Linked DNA regions of Homo sapiens: region 1 is linked to region 2. Evidence: chromatin contacts called from ENCODE Hi-C data. All regions are on one chromosome and are shown on one strand. Each heading gives the region's core, a stretch centred on a gene start or an enhancer-like site at or near the end of the contact. The rest is flanking DNA. Distances are from core to core; before and after follow the strand shown.

The links. Hi-C counts contacts between places; a loop is a spot of excess contacts on that map.
Region 1: a map of psoas muscle shows a loop between it and region 2 (5-fold over the local background). The contact joins the promoter of GPRC5B here to the promoter of TMC7 in region 2. A Hi-C loop is called at or near these places in 1 of 168 maps with a recorded cell type or tissue (psoas muscle).

Annotation. Positions count from the first base shown.
Region 1 is chr16:19,881,877-19,888,623 of GRCh38, forward strand. GPRC5B (G protein-coupled receptor class C group 5 member B) reads right to left here and starts at 2,972. Exons shown (of 4, transcript NM_016235.3): 1 at 2,851-2,972. RefSeq lists enhancers at 1-254, 255-984, 985-1,715 and a silencer at 3,231-3,525.
Region 2 is chr16:18,981,047-18,987,657 of GRCh38, forward strand. It overlaps TMC7 (transmembrane channel like 7), which reads left to right and starts at 2,888. Exons shown (of 16, transcript NM_024847.4): 1 at 2,888-3,084. The coding sequence starts at 3,018. RefSeq lists a silencer at 2,799-2,858.

The DNA.
Region 1 (6,747 bases), core at 1,722-4,221, 900 kb after region 2:
TGGCCTGGGACTAGCCCCCATTTCTCCCAGCTCCTGACCTCAAGGCGTTTCTGCTGCATCCCTGTTCTGAATCCCTCACGTGTGGCAGAGGCTCAGGATGGGGCTGCAGAGCCAGATCCCCATGCACCCCAGCATCATAGTCTGTCCCAACTCACTCCTGCTGGAGCCTCTGGTCCATTTCCTGCTCTGCAGGATTAAACTGTTACAAGGTTTCCTGACTTCAGACCCGCTCTTTCCCACACCCCCAATTCTCACCCTCTGATATCTTTTCCGAGTTACAGGATCTCATCATCTTCATTTCCCAATGCTGACTAGACCACTGGCCCATTTGAGGGCTCTCAAATTAAAAAATCCTCATAGGTTAGTAAACAGGGTTGCAAGAACACAAGCTCTGTGATCCATGAATATGCAAAGCAGCTCCAGTCCTGTAAATAAAAGCAATCATTGAAATGCAAATTGCATCCTTGGCTGCCCGATCCACAGTGGTTGGTTCCTCTCAGGCTGTAATTCCGAGAAGAAAATGTGACTAAGCGGAACCCCCAGGAAGCTCTGCGAGAAAGTGCTTACGGGGCCGTGGGCTCCGGGGGGCTCCGTTAGAGTGGATAAAAACTGTATGAAAGCAGGGAGTGGATTTTAAAACCTGAGCTGCTCCTCCAGTTGGCTTGCAGTGGCTGGCTAGGCTCAAAGCGGTCCCCCAAGGCTGGACAGAGCCCCTTGGAGGCTCCCAGCGTCTCTCTATCCCCATGGGCAGAATGGAAAGGGGGGCTATTTTCCATTTCCTTGTCAACGTCAGGGGAGCTTCTACAAATCAGATCCCATGGCCTCCCACTCAAAACCCTCCAAGGGTTCACTGGTCCAAACAGAATAAACCCTAAACTCCTTTCCATGACCCAAAAGATCATGATCTGGCTGGTCCCTACCATTCCCCTATCCCCACCCCCAAATCTGCCTACAGCTCCAGCCACAATGGCCTTTGTTCAGTTCCTCTAAGCTCATTCCCACCTCCAAGCTTTTGCAGGCACAGTGCCTTCCTCCTGGTTCAGTCTTCCTCCAAGACCTCCCAGCGGAGGGCCCCTCTTCTAGCTGGGCTCCACTCAAATGTCACTCCCGGAACAGTCATCTCAGGTACATACACCCCTGTCACCTTCTTTTACATCACCCCATCTTATTTTCCTGGCCGTCCTCACCCCAATCGGATTTCATAGCCATTTGCTATGGGTTTGTTTAATGTTTGTCCACTCACTTCCCCAGCCCCGGGAGAGCAGGGGTTTTGTCCGTTTTATACAAGGCACCCAGTTCTGTCCCTGGCACGTTTCTTGAAATAACATATTAATCCAGTAAAGATTCTGAGTTTATCTTTCTAACAAAACTGCCTGTCTTGCTGCCTGTGCCCCCAAATGGCGGCTCCTTCCTCCTGGAATCTCCTTCCCTTCCCAACTCAGCTGACCCCTTTCCAGGCTTAGAGCAGGGAGCAGATAGCAAACTGTTCACTCCACAGTCTTAGATACCAAACTGGCCGGGAGGGCTTCCAAACGACAGATGCCAATTTGCATTCTATTTACATGTCATTTGCATGCAGTTTAACTCAAAGCCTGGATCCTCCGCAAGCCCGAGTCCCCACCGAAGAAACTTCTGAATTAAGAAGGTTCCTTGGCTGAAGTGCCGGGGTTTTTGTGCCAGATCCCTCCCCCACTTCTCTTGTCTTTGCGGGGTCCCCCAGGGCTTTCTGGGCTCTGTTCAGGTGCCCCCCGGCCTGGTGCAGTTGGGCGGCCAATGTGGCGCGTGGGCTGGGGCCCCAGGCGGGGACGCCGCTGCCCGCCACACTCCAGGGGCCTTTGTCCGCGCTCCAAGGAGCCGCCCCCTTAGCGAACGGGGGACGGAAAGGGAGGACTGGCTAGGCCTGGGTGTGACAGAGCAAGGACGGAGGAGTGAACCCGCTGCACGGGGGAGATTTCTGGGGCAAGGTCGTTGGCCCCTTCCCAGGCTGTTCAACCGGCTGCCCGGGGCCAAGGCGGGTGCGGGCTCCTCCCGCGCGCTCCCTTTTCGGCCTAAGCGCTAGGGACCCCGGGATGTGTGGGGTCCTTGTGGGGCTGGAAGCCTGTGTCCCCCAAGGAGAGGGGACCGAGAACAGGTCTAGTCCTTATCTCCAGCCTAGCCGCCTCTTCCAGAGGTCCAAGTGCCCCCTGTCTGGAAGGGAAACGCCACTGCCCCCCCCGCCATTGTATGCAGCCGCCCCCTCCTCCCCACCCCTCCCCGTCATTCGTCCCCAGCCCAGGTCTCAGCTCTGCCATCTCCCACCGCCGTGTCCCCCCCTCCCCTTGCTGAGTAATGCGCACTCAAGCCGGCTGCGGGCTTGACCCCCAGCCCCCGCGACAGGTGCGGCTGTTCACCCCCAAAGTCCAGCCCTTGTGCCCCCGGCTGCGTCTGCCCTGTCCACAGTCAGCCCCCAACGCGGCCCCAGGACCAGCCCGCAGCTCCTCACACATGACGAGTCACTAGGACACGGCTGGGCTCCTTTACCCTCCCAGCTGCCCTTCACCTGTGGTCGCCCCCACACCCTCCTGGGAGACTTGGATCTCTACCTGGTCCGGGCACAGTCTCCCTCCCCCCGTAAAGGTCCCCAGATCCTCCCCTCCCCCGCCCACCCCTCTACGGCTCTGCTCTCGTCGCACCGTGGTTCCCCTCGCCCAGATTCCACATCTCCCCCAGCAATAAACTCCCTGGCTTGGGTTGGGGGGGCGCTTAGAAAAACACAAGAAGCGGACCCCCCAATTCTCCCAAATCCACGGCGGGAAAAGTTTCTGGGGTCCCCACAGCGTCCTCCACTGCATCGGCGCAGCTCGCACTTACCGACCCCCGCGGCCCCGCAGCGCCGACGCTCCAGCTGGCCTTCGGCCCGAGTCACATCTCTGCGGCGCGGCCGCGGCCCCCGCTCCACGCACGCCCGCCTGCGGGTCCAGCTTCACTGCAGCGCCTGCCAGAGTCGCTGCCGCGCGAGGCGCCCCCTGGCCCGGCCCGCGCTGCTGCAGCGGCCGCGGCCCCGCCCCCGCCCCCGCCCCCGGCCGGCCCCGCCCCCGGGCCTCCGAGCCCCACCCCCGGTCCCGCCGGCGGTTCCGCGCGGGGCTAGGCGCCGTCTGCATGCACCCCCGGAGCCCAAGCTCGTAGCTTCTAGCCCGGATCTCAGAGACGATTCCCCCGACCTCGTGCCCCCAATTCGGGGACATTCCCCCCACAACGTCAGTGCGCCCGTAAGCAGTCCAGACGAGCCGGGCAACTCCCCAGGGTAGATCCATTTGCGGGAACACTCCCCTAGCCAATACACTTACCGAGGGAGGTATCGCGACCCAGGGGTCCCAGCGCGGAAGCCTTCCTGCCCCCAGGCCACGCTCCAAGGGGGGTTCATAAGCAGTAACTTCCCCGAAACACACCAGCACCAGGTCCAGGACGCAGAGAGGATCGATCCCGCCCGGTGCCTCTCGAAGTCACCAACGCCCCGGTATACACCTAGGCGCACACACACCGCTAGGCCTCCTCCAGGCAGGTTCCTCCTGGACACACTCTTCTCTCTCCTCACTGCCCAACTCCCAGATGTCGTTGTCCGTTTACGCACACTGGGACCAACACCCGCTTCCTTGGCCCCTCGAAACACACACGTCCAGTCGGTGCACCCCTCACGTGGGTCCCTACGCAGGATCGCCACCACCCCTACCGCACACATCACCCACGTACGCACATGTCCACTGCCCTTCAGGGCTCACACACTCAGCGGCCCGGGCCACTGGCCGTGCGCTCCGCAGACGGTCAGGGCACAGCCCGGACGCGTGTCCGCTGGGCGGCCGTGGGACCTGCTTGAAGGAGGGGTCCGGGGCAGCCGTCTCTGAGTCCCCCTCACCCCGTCCTAGTCCTCAGGCCTCTCCGAGGTCGCATTGCTTCGACCAGGCCTGGGAGCTGCGCTCCGGCACCCCATATGGGGCTGGTTCCCTGGGTGACCTTCAGACCATCAAACCCTGGCAGTCTCAGGTGGCCCCCCGCCAAAGCCAGAAACAGACCTTTGAGCAGCATCCCTTCCCTGCACTCCAGATTCTCAGGGTGAGATTTCCTTTCTCCCTCCGCGGTGCGCCCCCCAATCTCTACCCCCGTCGCCGCAACCATCCCAGCCACATAAGACCAAAAGGGATAGGACGGACCCCTGCTCCCCTCTCCCGGGGGCTGCAGGAAGGGGAGATGCAGAACACCTCCTTCTGGGAATAGTGGCAGCCCCTGATCTTTGGGGACCGTGGCCCTTCCAGATACTCCCATCCCTCCCTGCCAGCCTCCCAGTTCCGGTCCGGTTAGGCCACATCCCCCTTGGGCACGCATCTCTGGGATACCTTTTATTATATTCAAGGGAAAATGGAAAGGAAGAACCATAATGGCAGTTTTTCGCCCCACTCCTGGTTTATTTGCATGGATCCTCAGAGCCCAGAACAGTTCCAGGCACAGTAGGCGCTCATTAAATGTTTGCGGGACGACCCAAAGTGTGTTCCCGCCAGACTGCGCAATTGGAAAGTGGATGGGCACTGTCACCTGGTGGCAGCTCTTGGAACTGACGCCGAGATCCTTTTGTCAACGTGGGCAAGTTCACTTTCGTGAGCCACATGTCCTCAACGTCTGCAAAATGGAGATCTTTTTCATCGCACATGCCTATTGGGGTTGTTGTGAAGGTCTAACACGTGCTAACATATAAAGTGCTTCACGCAGGGTCTGGCATGTGGAAAATCCTTAATATGAGCTGATTAACATTGCAGTTACGGTTATATTCCCTTTCCCACTTGTTTTACAGAGGACCCTGACTGTGATGGTCAGTTTCACTTTGGGTGATGATACCACAGGGAGCACAGAGTGAAAATGAAGGAGGACATTGAGTGGCAGGTGCATTCCTTCCCTCCAAAAAGTTCAAACACCCATGGATGATAATAATAACAATAATAGCTGAGTACATAGTGCTTTCTGTGTGCCAGGAGCTATTCTAAGTGTTTTAAATTCTTTAATTCATTTAATCCTCCCAGTTACCCTTTAGGCCAGAGACTGTTATTCTCCCTGTTTTACAGATGGAGACACTGAGGCCAAGAGGGGTTAAGTACTGCCCCGGGGTTAGACGGTTGGCAAAGACAAAATCCAATCCAGGCCATCTGGCTCTGCAGGCCATATTATCCACCAATGGTTAGACTGGTGTCATTTGCTGTCAGGTCAGACATTGTCACAGAGGAACCTCACCTCCCAGGAGAGTTCACTGGGTCTCCAGCCTTGGAGAGAATGGCTCCAGGAGGTCCAGGGAGCCATGTCAGGCTCTCAAGTGCCCAGTTCACTTTGTCTAATGAAAACCAGTGGCTTCCCTGGCTCTATTCCTCACCTGAGAAATGGTCAGTGCACTGCCCATGGCTTCCCACTGACAAATGTCATGGTATGTGTATTAATTTCATACTGCTATGAAGAAATACCCAAGACTGGGTAATTTATAAAGAAAAAGAGATTTAATGGACTCAAAGCTCCACATGGCTGGGTAGGCCTCACAATCATGGTAGAAGGCAAAAGAGGAGCAAAGTCACGTCTTATATGGTGGCTATATGGTGGCAGGCAAGAGTGCATGTGCAGGGGAACTGCCCTTTATTAAACCATCAGATCTTGTGAGACTTATTCACTATCATGAGAACAGCATGGGAAAAACCCACCCCCATGATTCAATTACCTCCCTCCAGGTCCCTCCCATGACATGTAGGGATTATGGGAGCTACAATTCAAGATGAGATTTGGGTGGGGACACAGCCAAACCATATCAGTGTGTAATTAGATATTTGCATGGCTCTCTGCTTGGTGTCTGTCTCCCCTACAAGACTGTATCTCAGTGCTGTGCCGTCCAATCTACACTGTCTGATAATGGCAGCCGCTAAACATGTGCCCACTAGGCACTTTATATGTGACTTGTATGACTACAGGATTGAACTTTCAGTTTTTGTTTGTTTGTTTTTTTTTAGATGGAGTCACTGTCACCCAGTCTGGAGTACAATGGCGCTATCTCGGCTCACTGCAATCTCCACCTCCTGGGTTCAAGTGATTCTCCTGCCTCAGCCTCCTGAGTAGCTGGGATTACAGGCGTCCACCACCATGCCTGGCTAATTTTCGTATTTTTAGTAGAGATGGGGTTTCACCATGTTGGTCAGTCTGGTCTCGAATTCCCGACCTCAGGTGACCCACCTGCCCAGGCCTCCCCAAGTGCTGGGATTACAGGCGTGAGCCACCGAGCCCGGCCTCAGTTTTATTTATTTTTAATTGATTTAAATTTAGGCTGGACATGCATGATGACTCATGTCTATAATCCAGCACTTTGGGAAACTGAGGTGGGAGGATTTCTTGAGGCCAGGAGTTTGAGGCTGCAGTGAGCTATAATTGCACCCATGCTCTCCAGCCTGGGTGACAGAGTGAGACTCTGTCTCTTAAAATAAATAAATAAGTAAATAAATAATCAATAACCACATGTGGCTACTGTATGCATAGCATATCCTTAAGCTTGATGAGGACAAGAACTATGTCTATTGTTTATCCTGGCATCCAGTGCGTGGCACAGGGCATGGCTCATCGAATATTTGTTTACTAAAAGAATAGTTAACTTTGGGAGGTCAAGTTAGCAGGATTGCTTGAGGCCAGGGAGTTTGAGACCAGCCTGAGCAGCATAGGGAGACCTGTCTCTACAAAACATTAAAAATTAGC
Region 2 (6,611 bases), core at 1,638-4,137:
AGAAAACAGGCTCAGAAAGTTTGTGGCACATGGTCCAGCTCACATAGGAAATAATCAGAAACCAGGTTCCCATCCAGTGACCTTACCCTTAACCACAATAAAAACAGCTTTTATCAGCTGGGCACGGTGGCTCATGCCTGTCATCCCAGCACTTTGGGAGGCCAAGATGGGCGAATCACTTGAGGTCGGTGGTTTGAGACCAGCCTGGCCAACATGGCGAAACACCATCTCTACTAAAAATACAAAAATTAGCCGGTATGGTGGCAGGTGCCTGTAATCCCAGCTACTCGGGAGGCTGAGGCAGGAGAATTGCTTGAACCTGGGAGGCAGAGGTTGCAGTGAGCCAAGACTGTGCCACTGCCGCCAGCCTGGGCAACAGAGTGAGACTCTGTCTCAAAATAAATAAATAAATAAAAAATAGCTTTTATTTTGAGCCAGGAAATTACTTACCCACACACATAATTTTCTGTTTTGGAATAGTTTTGGATCTACAGAAAACCTTTGAGGATAAGATAGTGAGTTTTCACATGGCCCACGCCCAGTTTCCCCTACTATTAACATCCTACATCAATATGGTACATTTCTCACAATTAATGAACCAAGAGTGATACATGACTATTAACTGAAGTCCCTACTTTATTAAGATTTCCATAGTTTTTAATGTGTTTTAACTTGTGTTCCAGGAACTGAGTAGCTCAGATTATAGGCGTGCACCACCACATTCAGATAATTTTTAAAATTTTTTGGAGAGATGGGGTCTCACTGTGTTGCTCAGGCTAGTCTCCAACTCCTGGGCTCAAGCCATCCTCCTACCTCAGCCTTCTAAAGTGCTGGGATTATAGGCATGAGCCACTGCGTCCAGCCTTTTTTTTTTTTGAGACGGAGTCTCACTCTGTTGCTCAGGCTGGAGTGCAGTGGCACAATCTCGGCTCACTGCAAGCTCCGCTTCCTGGGTTCAAGCAATTCTCTGCCTCAGCCTCCTGAGTAGCTGGGGTTACAGGTGCCCACCACCATACACAGCTAATTTTTTGTATTTTTTTTAGTAGAGACAGGGTTTCACCATCTTGGCCAGGCTGGTCTCGAACTCCTGACCTTGCGATCCACCTGCCTTGGCCTCCCAAAGTGCTGGGATTACAGGCATGAGCCACCACACCCAGTCTCCAGCCTCCTTTTTTTTTTTTTTTAAATGACCTTGACAGTTTTGAGGAATACTAATCAGGTATTCTGTAGAATGCCCCTCAGTTGAATTTGTCTGATATTTTTCTTATGACCACAGAGGTAAAGTGCCCTTCTCATCCCATCGTAGGAAGGGTGCACACCATCCTCATGGCTTAATGTTGATGTTAACTTATTTACTTATTTACTTTTTTTTTTTGAGATGGAGTCTTACTCTGTTGCCCAGGCTGGAGTGCAGTAGTGCAATCTCGACTCACTGCAACCTCCGCCTCCTGGGTTCAAGAGATTCTCCTGCCTCAGCCTCCCTAGTAGCTGGGATTACAGGCGCCCGCCACCATGCCCAGCTAATTTTTTTGTATTTTTGGTAGAGACAGGGTTTCGCCATGTTGGCCAGGCTGGTCTCGAACTCCTGACCTCAAGTGATCCACCTGCCTCGGCCTCCCAAAGTGCTGGGATTACAGGTGTGAGCCACTGATCCCGGATGATGTTAACTTTGATCATCTGTCTGAGACAGTGTTTGTCAGGTATTATCTAATATAAAACCCACCCTCACCCTCTTCCACCACCACTTCCATACTGCACTCTTTTGGAAGGATGTCGCTATGGGCAACTCACACTTAAGGAGTAGGGAGCTAAGCTCCCCATCCTTAAAGTATCTACGTAAATGATTTCAAAATCTGCACAGGAGATTTCTCTCCATTTTCCCCATTTATTTATATTTAGCAATTACTTTTCTTTTTCTTTTTTTTTCTGAGATGGAGTCTCCTTCTGTCGCCCAGGCTGGAGTGCAGTGGCGTGATCTCGGCTCACTGCAACCTCTGCCTCCTGGGTTCCAGCGATTCTCCTGCCTCAGCCTCCCTGGTAGCTGGGACTACAGGCATGCACTACCATGCCAGGCTAATTTTGTATTTTTAGTAGAGACAGGGTTTCACCGTGTTGGCCAGGATAGTCTCGAACTCCTGACCTCAGGTGATCCTCCCGCCTCGGCCTCTCAAAGTGGTGAGATTACAGGTGTGAGCCACTGCGCCTGGCAATTTTATGTTTTTAACCTGCACACGAACAGAGGTAGAGATGAAACGAGGATATAGTGCAAAACGTAAAAGACAAACACTGCACGTGGTTTTCTCTTCACTCGGCCCTCTAGCTCCCCACCCAGAGCTACCACAGGTAGCCAGTTTTTTGCACCCTCTAGGGAGATAGCTTAGGCATTTACAAGCATGTACAAATATATTTTTTGGTTTCCTTTTTGTTCCCAAATGGTAACTTACTAGATGCACTGATTTGGAGTCTTGGGGTTTTTTGCGTGTGGACTTTTTATTTTTTAATTTTAAAGATGGGGGTCTCACTGTGTTGGCCAGGTTGGTCTCAAACTTGTGAGTTCGTGCGGTCCTCCAGCCTCGGACTCCCAAAATGCGAGGATTACAGACGTGAGCCACCACTCCCAACCAGTTATTTTTGTTATTTATTTCTTTATTAGATCAGGTTTGATTTTAGATGCAGGGGGTCCATGTGCATGTTTGTTACATGGGTGTACCGGGTCCTGGTGGAGACTGGGCTCCCAGTGCGCCCAATCTATTGTTATTTTTTAAGCTCAGTGAGACATCAGGGAGGTCGCTGCTTGTCGCCACCGCTGGATGGAGCCTTGCCGGATCTCCCGGGCTCTGCAGCCCCTCTGCGGTCCCTGATGCTCGGCTCCTCGCGGGGGCGCCCCACTCCGGCTTCTGTGATGTCAGCGCCGGAACCTGGAATCCCGGCTCCGCGAGGGAAGGCCGGGGAGGCGGCGGCGGCGGCGGCGGCTGGAGAGGGTCCTCGGCAGCCTCTGAGGAGCGCGGGGCGCGGCCATGAGCGAGTCCAGCGGCAGTGCGCTCCAGCCCGGCAGGCCCAGCCGGCAGCCGGCGGTCCATCCAGGTAGGGCGGCAGGGAGCGCGCGCGGGGACGGTGCCCCTGGGGTCCGAGGGCGCACGGAGGGAGCCGGGTGCTGGAGGCTCGGCCTGGCCGCTGTTCCCTCCCACCCCCGACGCCGGGTGCTCCCGGCTCTGGGGAACAGCAGGTGGGAAGGAGATCTTCCTTATTCCTGCTCCCTCCACAAACGCGTCCTCATCCAATCCAGTGGAACCCAGCCGGGCCAAAAGGACACGAGAACTGCAGTCTGGACCGTGGTGGGTTTGTCTTCCAGCTGTTGACCGAGACAGTCTTTCAATAGCCTCATCTGCTGTTAAATGAAAGGATTTGAGCACCCCCTCCACGCCTAACATTCTGGTATGAGGTGCCTGCCTCCCGGACATTTCAGCCTTCACATACAGTTAGACCAACTTGAAACCGAATTCTGCCTTGTCTGTTTATTGCTGTGGGACCTTTGGTAAGTGGCTTGCCTTCTCTGAGCCTCAGATCCTTCAGCAGTAAAATGGGAATAGAATGGGGCGGGGATTAGCTGAGAATCGTGTGATGTGTCTAGCACAGTGCCTGGCATTGTGGCTAGACAGTCACAATAAATGGTAGCCAGCCAAGTATTATAATCTTTTGTATCGGGTAGAATTACAGTAAAGTATACAGCTCCATGAATTTCTACAGAAATATGTACAACGGCTGCCCAGTCAGGATAAAAAAGTTGCCAGCACTCAGGCAGGGTTCCTTGTAGCATTTGGAGCTTACGAATCTTGTCCTGAACAAAACACAAGACCCTGCTGTAAAGTTTTATCTGCAATGTTTTCTCTTTTTCAGTTTTAGAATAGAGATTTACTGAAACCAAGGATGTAGGGCCGGGCGTGGTGGCTCACGCCTGTAATCCCAGCACTTTGGGAGGCTGAGGCGGGTGGATCACGAGGTCAGGAGTTCAAGACCAGCCTGGCCAAGATGGTGAAACCCCATCTCTACTGAAGATACAAAAATTAGCCAGGAGTGGTGGTGGGTGCTTGTAATCCCAGCTACTTGGGAGGCTGAGGCAGAGAATAGCTTGAACCCGGGAGGCGGAGGTTGCAGTGAGCCGAGATTGCGCCACTGCACTCCAGCCTGGGCGACAGACCAAGACTGTTTCAAAAAAAAAAAAAGAAACCAAGGATATAGAATAAAACATGAGTGTAGATTTGGTCATTGAGGCCTTCAAATTGGATTGTTCCCAATGTCCAGAAGAAAAAAAAAATTTAGAAGAGACCCAAATCAGAAAACAAAAGTTGGGGTGGATTCAATGCGAATTATTTTCTAGCTCAATATTAATACTGCTTATGTCAGCTGAATTTCAGCCTTTCAATAACAGCTAGTCAAGTATTTTTTTAGTTGGTTCCTATTAATAGTCATCTTATTTTAGTGGAATCCATTATATTGAAGATGTCAAGTTCCTCATTTCCCATACAAAGAATGTGAGATTCATCTTTCTTGCATCTTTGCTAAGTGTATGAGGGGACTTTTGGCATCTTTTCAGGAGGACTATAATTGGGCCCTCTAACTAAAAAGTCTTCTATGCCCCTTAGATAGATGAGTTTTTTTTTTTTTTTTTTGATCTTGTACCCACCAACATTGGTGGGAGGCTCAGAAGGGACTGTGTTTGTAACTTTGTAGCACTTTCTAAACAGTGACCTGTTGTATGGGCATTATAGGACAGTCCGTGGGGTGGGGCGGGGGATGGGGGAGGCGACAAATGAGGTCTGGTTTAAAGAATGAGAAGTGTGACCAGGCATGGTGACTCATGCCTGTAATCCAGCACTTTGGGATGCTGAGGCAGGAGGATCACTTGAGCCCAGGAGTTTGAGGTTACAGTAAGCTATGATTATGACACTGGGCTCCAGCCTGGGTGACAGAACTAGACCCTGTCTCTAAAAAAAAAAGAAGAGGTATGTATCCTTCTAAATGATAAAACAGATCACTCCCCTGCTTACATAAAACTTTCCGGTGGCTGGCCAGGCACAGTGGCTCACACCTGTAATCCCAGCACTTTGGGAGGCCGTGGTGGGCAGATCACGAGGTCAGGAAATCGAGACCATCCTGGCTAACGTGGTGAAATCCTGTCTCTACTAAAAACACAAAAAATTAGCCAGGTGTGGTGGCATGCACCTGTAGTCCCAGCTACTCGGGAGGCTGAGGCAGGAGAATCGCTTGAACCCGGGAGGTGGAGGTTGCAGTGAGCCGAGATTGTGCCACTGCACTCCAGCCTGGGTGACAGAGACTCTGTCTGAAAAAAAAAAAAAAAAAAAGATGGGTATGGCGGCATGTGCCTGTAATCCCAGCTACTGGGGAGCCTGAGGCAGGAGAATCGCTTGAACCTGGGAGGCAGAGGTTACAGTGAGCCGAGGTTGCACCACTGCAGTCTGCCTGGGTGACAGAGCTAGACTCTGTCTCAAAAACAGAAAAACAACTTTCCGGTGGCTTCTCACTGCTCTGAGAATAAACTCCAGGCTCTTCCATCGCAACCAACAGGATCTGGTGATTCGACCCCAGCCCCTCTTTCCAGGCCCTCATCACCTTGATCCTCCCTTAACCTATCCTGCTCTAGCTGCACTGGCTGCCTTCCTATTCCTCCAGCATACCAAGATTGTTTCTGCCTCAGGGTCTTTGCATCTGCTGTTCTCTTCGCCTGGACTCCTCTTGGTTCTTTTTTTTTTTCTTTGAGATGGAGTCTTACTCTGTCGCCCAGGCTGAAGTGCAGTGGCGCGATCTCGGCTCACTGCAAGCTCCGTCTCCCGGGTTCATGCCATTCTCCTGCCTCAGCCTCCCGAGTAGCTGGGACTACAGGCATCCGCCACCACGCCTGGCTAATTTTTTTGTATTTTTAGTAGAGACAGGGTTTCACCGTCTTAGCCAGGATGGTCTCGATCTCCTGACCTCGTGATCCGCCCGCCTGGGCCTCCCAAAGTGCTGGGATTACAGGTGTGAGCCACCGTACCCGGCCATAGAGCAGCCTCTTCCTTTTCCTGTTGGGTCTCTACTCAAATGTCATGTCAGAGAGGCAGACCTCTGGGGCGGTCTATCTGAGGCAATGCACCCATCTCACTTCCTCTGACCAGTTAGTTACCTTGCTTATTCTTTCAAAGCTCTTACCACCACCTGAAGTCATCTATCTGGTTTGGTTATTTTCTTGTTTAGTAGCAGTCTTTATTTTATTATTATTATTTTTTGATGGAGTCTCACTCTGTTGCCCAGGCTGGAGTGCAGTAGCGCGATCTCGGCTCACCACAACCTCTGCCTCCCAGGTTCAAGCGATTCTCCTGCCTTAGCCTCCTGAGTAGCTGGGACTACAGGCACGTGCCACCATGCCCAGCTGATTTTTGTACTTTTAGTAGAAACGGGCTTTCACTATGTTGGCTGGTCTCGAACTCCTGACATCAAGTGATCCGCCCACCTCGGCCTCCCAAAGTACTGGGATTACAGGCATGAGCCACCACGCCAGGCTGGTAGCAGTCTTTCCTAGAATGTGGATGCCTTGGAAAACAGGGGCTTTGCCT